Linked DNA regions of Mus musculus: region 1 is linked to region 2. The links are chromatin contacts, found by Hi-C or POLR2A ChIA-PET in ENCODE. All regions are on one chromosome and are shown on one strand. The core of a region is the stretch at or near the end of the contact, and the rest is flanking DNA. Distances in the headings are between cores, read along the strand shown.

Region 1 (2,700 bases), core at 146-2,645, 45 kb after region 2:
CTGTGTGAGGCCTGTCAGTGAACACTGGTTGTGTGTGGAGGTTAGAATATGGACCACTTTGTAGCCAATTCCCCATCTTCACACCAGCTCCCAAATACCTGTCAATTCAATGTTCCTCCCTTTGGAGCCATGAACTACCTTATACTGTTTTCACTTCAAACTGATAGCGTAGGAATGAAGCAGTTTTGAAGGTAACTGTTTCACTGGAAGGGCTTGGGCCAGGCCACCCAGCATTTGCTGATCAGGGAGGAAAAGCTGAAGATAAGGAGCGGTACCTGTGCAAAAACCTTGGCATGCCTCCTCTAGTCCGCATGTGCGACTGCAAAGGCCAGCAGCCGGCCAGGGGCACCCCATAATGCAGGGTGGGAGCACCCAAGACAAGGCTGGCCAGAGTGAACAGAATATGAATCAACAGGTGGATACGAAAGACACATTATGCATTTCCGTGCATGATAGTTCTCGTTTCATTTCAAATATGCAAGATAGACTTCCCTATTCCCCAGAAGTTTGAACCAATCCTCTTTCTTCTGGCCATACTTGAAATGAGGCCAACAAGGAGCTTGGGGGTGGGGAGGAGTGGGGGTTCAAGTCTCAAGGGTGCCCTTCAGCCCTGGGCAAGTCCCTAACATGGTAACACCGGTTCCGTGTAAGGATTTCATGGGACTGGTTGACAAAAGGATCTTTCATTGGGGTGCGCGCTTTGGTGCGACCCACACACTCGGGCTCCTCACGGCTTCCCGCCAAGAGCTCAAGGGCTGGGGGAGCTCCTGGATGAGCAGGAGCTAGAGCCCTACTCTTCCAGAAGGGGGCTGCGGGGCCCGGAAGAGTGAGGTCTGGGTGCGGTGCAGGTGAGCGTGAAGAGGCGGGAAAGGTCGCGAGCACGCGCGCCCATCTACCTTGAAGGAGCGCGCAGCACTGGCCGTCCACGGTGCTCCAGAGGCGGGCTGTGCCGTCCTCGCTGCCCGTCAGCAGGCGCTGCCCGTCGGGGCTCAGGCTCAGCCAGTTGATGCCCCCGCGGTGGTCCGCACAGACCCTCAGAGCCGACCCGCTGCTCCCCATCGCTGGCCTGGGGTAAAGAGGCGCTGAGCCCGGCTAGAGAGCGGCGCTCCAGCGTCCGCTCGTGGTCCTGGCCGGGCTCGGCCAGGCAATGGCCATCGTGGGGGGTGGGAGAGCGCCTCGTTCCTGCAAAGGCTCGAGGTGCGGCGGGGAACAAGGATTATGACTCTCCACCGGTGTCCTCCGCTCTCTCAGCTCCGATGCAAGGACCCAGGTGAGACCTCCCCTACTCAGAACCTTCTCGGGGCTCAGGAGGGGTGGGCGCTTCTGCGCAGAGGAGCCCACCAGGTCTGAAGCCGGTAGAAGAACCCGAGAAGCGGAGCGCGGAACAATACAATCCAGCCTGGCTCCTCCTCAGAGACCACCCCCCAACCTGTCCCCTCCCACTTTTCGGGCCGCGCGCCAACCCCCACCCCAAGACTCCCTGGTCGTCCTCCGGGAACAGAACTTAGAAGCTATCCGGGTCCCTCGTTGGGGACCGTTTCCACGTGCTTCATGTACGACCCTTCCAACTGCCTAGGCTGGATTCTGTTCCCTGTCACTCTCGCTGACCTTGTCCCCAGAGCCCAAGGCAAGAAGGAGGTGGACCGAAGAGTCTGGAGTCTTAGGAGACCCCCGATGAAGGGCAGAAGCTGCGGAACCCCGAGTACGCCCTTTCTGGGAAATAACAAGCACACCCCAAATTCTACTTGGGCCAGGCTGGATCCTGGCCGTTGGGGGTTGGAGGTAAGACCAGAGGTCAGGTTCGCCCTTCCACCCATCACCACCCCACCCCCAGCTGGGCGCGCGCCTTTGAGGTCCCACTGAGCTCTGCAGGAATCCTATACCCAGCCCGCAGCCCTCCCGGAGCTCAGTCGGCTGGTTCCTATTAGAGCAGTTCCGGGTGCTGACTTTGCTGGGGGCGGGGAGGGTGACCCCCAACTCTGATCCTCCAGGTCCTAAAGATCGCAGAGTTTCTCGAACCCTCCAGGGCTCTTTTTGGAGTCCAGAAAGAAAGGCTGGAAAGAGATGGTTTAGAGGAGGCGGCCCTCGGGGTGATGTGATGACCTGCCTTAATCACTCTGGATGACCCCATTCAATTCCAAGAAAACCCCAGAATGGGTCCCGCGGCACAGCCGGCTTCATTCCCCGAGTGGCAGTGGCGCAACCAAATACATGGGCTTTTTTCTTTCTCCAAACTCTCAATCAGCTTAGGAGACACTGAGGAGCCAGCTGAGGGTGTTAAGGAGTGTTTTGATGGGATCTGGAATGTGGAGCTGGTGAGTACAGGAAGGGTAGAGGACTCAGGAGCCAGAGTGCCCACTAAGGGCCCATCCTGAGTTCATCTGGTACGCTGACCTTTAGAAGGCATTTGCATCATCCCGGTGCGAAGACTGGTGGGTAGCTGGCTGCACAGGAGAGCTCAGCGGGAGTAGGAGTGTGTGAGCAGTGGGCACCCTAGAGCAAGCGTCCTGCATGCTGAGGTGTGGGATAAGGAAACTGAGACTGCTCACCTAGAGAGGAGCCAGAGGATGCAGGGACCTGCATTCTCAGGAGGAAGACTTGTAAAAGATTTTAGGGAACAGCCAGGACTAGGTGGCATGAACACATTCACAGCCTCGAAGAGCTTGGCCAGCAGTGGGTCAGGTAGGGCAGCTACATTTC
Region 2 (2,700 bases), core at 182-2,681:
TGGGATTAAAGGCGTGCGCCACCACGCCTGGCAGTTTTTTGTTTCTTTGTTTCTTTGTTTTTTGAGACAGGGTTTCTCTATATAGTCGTGATTGTGCTGGAACTAATCAATTTCCTTAGAGTGGAAACAGTTATCTACAGATACAGTTTTCTTGGGTTTACAGTCACTTTCTTTTGTTTGGTTCTGAAAGCTTTGTCAGTTTGGAGGGCATAACAAACAACTTGCAAATCTGATCCTTATCATAATAACAATTTGTTTAGTTCCTGATTCACAGTGAGGCCAGGCATTTTTGGACTGACTAAGCAGGCCTGCTCTGGGTTCTCCAGTACGTGTGTGGGAAGCGGGTGTTGAATGATGGATCTAGCTTCACTGGCAGGCTGGCAATTGGCAAACTCCTCGCTGGGGTTCCTGGTTGCTTAGGCTCCTGCAGGCTTGCTCAGGCCTCCTCTCACAGTCTGCAGCAAGATGGGGCTCAACACCAGAGCATTGTTTCTTTTCTCATAGTATTTAAAAAAAAAAAGGCCTTTTTTTTTTTTTTTTTTTTTGGTTTTTGGTTTTTGGTCTTTTTGAGACAGGGTTTCTCTGTTTAGCCCTGGCTTTCCGGAACTCACTCTGTAGACCAGGCTGGCCTCGAGCTCAGAAATCCCCCGCCTCTGCCTTCCAAGTGCTGGAATTAAAGGCGTGCGCCACCACTGCCCGGCGTCTTCATTTTTTTATGCCCGTTTGGATTGTTCCCTTACATAGACATAAGGGCACATGCATTTTTCACAGCGCTGAGCAAAGCAGATGTCTCTATCTACTGTACTCATGGTGGGAGTAGCCGCTGGAGGGAGGCATGGGTAGCGTACCTAACTTCACCATGAGCGGGGATCCTGGTGGGATTGTGGAGGGTAGTGTGAGAATCCTTTAGTCTAGGGGATCCCCTAGGCCTAGTAGAGGGAAGACGAGAAAAGGTTCAGGAAAACAGGTCTTGCTCTGTCAAGGCTTTTGGGGAATAAATAAAGGCAGACTCATTTTCCTCTGACTCTGAAAAACTCGGTCTGGGAGTGGTCCGAAGACCTCGTGATTGAAGACTAGCATTGCCTCACTTCCATTCCTCACCACGCCTCTTCCCCCTGCACAGCAGACCCCCTCCCACCGCTTTTGACCAGTTTTAGCCTTGCCTTTCCACCTAACAGCTCCACCTACAGTCGGCCCTTGCCTCCATCTTCCTCCTCGCCCGGTCCCACATCCGCTCCACCGCAAACTACCAGCCCCGCCCACAGATCGCCTGACCCTCAGCGCGGCCCTCGCCCCAACCACTTTGTCTCTCTTCCCCCTTACACGTCAGCCCCGCCCTAGCTACACTCTCCCTATTTCCATCTACTCTGTTGTCCCGCCCCATATCAGCCCCGCCCATTAAATACTAGCCCCGCCCACAGCCGCGTTTTCAGGGCTTCCTTCCGTTCGATGCTTCAGATCGCCCTTCAAGCCCCTTGGCCCCACCCTTCCATGCAGCTCCGGTCCTCGACCGGCCTTCCGGACAGCGCGAGGGGGCGGAGCCGGGGGCGGGGCCGGCCTCACCCGGAATGAAAACAAACGGCGGCCTTTGCCGCATCCGGGCACTCGGCAGGTCGCAGCTGGCTCGGCAGTGGCGCAGGTGAGACGGCTGCGGCAGCGACCGGGCCTTGGGCCTGGGCCTGGTAGCGCGGCCGGGGCGGCCGTGGGCTCGGTGGGCAGGAGCGGCCAGGCGGACGCGGCGAGGCGGGCTGGGGCGGAAGCGGGAGGGGGTCGCGGCGGGGCGGAGGGGAAGGGATGGACACCAGCCAGCAGCTTGAGTTTGGATGAGCTGACTGCCGGGGCTGACAGCGGAACGCGGGGTGTGAGAACGCAAGCTTTCTGGACCCACACTTGTCCTCGCCTCCTTCCCTTGCTTTTAAATAGGAGGCCCTAATGGCATGTCATTTCCCCGAGAGGGAACGTGTTGAATGTGCGTAAGGTTGTATGCAATCTCGATTGATCTACAAGTGAAAGTGGTATTTTCAACATTGATGCCTAAGGTTTCACTTTCGGTTCAGAGCGCTGATCTTGATGATTTACGTGTTTTCTGCGTTGGAACGCCCAGCAACACACATGAAACAGTTCTCCAATTAAAATTGAAAACTGGGCTGTTAGATTTTCTTCCTTTTGACCTAACACATGTCATTCTGGTACCTGTAACTGGATTTTCATAGGTTTGAATACAGTGGTTTAATTTAATTAATTAATTTTTTTGAGATGGTGACTCACTATGTAGCTCTGGTTGTCCTGGAATTCGCTAAAGGCGAGCAAAACTATAATCAAGCCGGTGGTTTAATTTTGTTCAACATTAAATCTTTATGTTAATCTGGGCATGGCATACCTTTAGCCCCAGCATTTAGGAGGCAGAGATGATCAGGTGATCTCTGTGAGTTCAAGTCCAGCCTGGTCTACATAGTAAGTTCCAGGACAGAGCTGAGTAGTGAGACTCTGTCATGGTTTTAAAAAAAACAAAACAAAAACAAAAAAACTTAGTCGGGCGTGGTGGCGCACGCCTTTAATCCCAGCACTTGGAAGGCAGAGGCGGGGGATTTCCGAGTTCGAGGCCAGCCTGGTCTACAAAGTGAGTTCCAGGACAGCCAGGGCTATACAGAGAAACCCTGTCTCAAAAAACCTAAATAAATAAATAAATAAATATTACGT

The links. Hi-C counts contacts between places; a loop is a spot of excess contacts on that map. ChIA-PET counts read pairs that join two places held with the same protein, here RNA polymerase II (POLR2A).
Region 1: POLR2A ChIA-PET joins it to region 2 with 37 read pairs in embryonic stem cell. The contact joins the promoter of Wdr86 here to the promoter of Nub1 in region 2. A Hi-C loop is called at or near these places in 1 of 37 maps with a recorded cell type or tissue (v-Abl transformed pro-B cells). POLR2A ChIA-PET finds 5 or more read pairs at or near these places in 3 of 5 experiments (Patski and embryonic stem cell).

Annotation. Positions count from the first base shown.
Region 1 is chr5:24,729,285-24,731,984 of GRCm38, forward strand. Wdr86 (WD repeat domain 86) reads right to left here and starts at 1,396. Exons shown (of 6, transcript NM_001081441.1): 1 at 897-1,396. The coding sequence starts at 1,059. It overlaps Gm42231 (a long non-coding RNA gene), which reads left to right and starts at 1,706. Exons shown (of 2, transcript XR_880885.3): 1 at 1,706-1,782. RefSeq lists an enhancer at 1,270-2,559.
Region 2 is chr5:24,684,384-24,687,083 of GRCm38, forward strand. Nub1 (negative regulator of ubiquitin-like proteins 1) reads left to right here and starts at 1,432. Exons shown (of 15, transcript NM_016736.3): 1 at 1,432-1,639.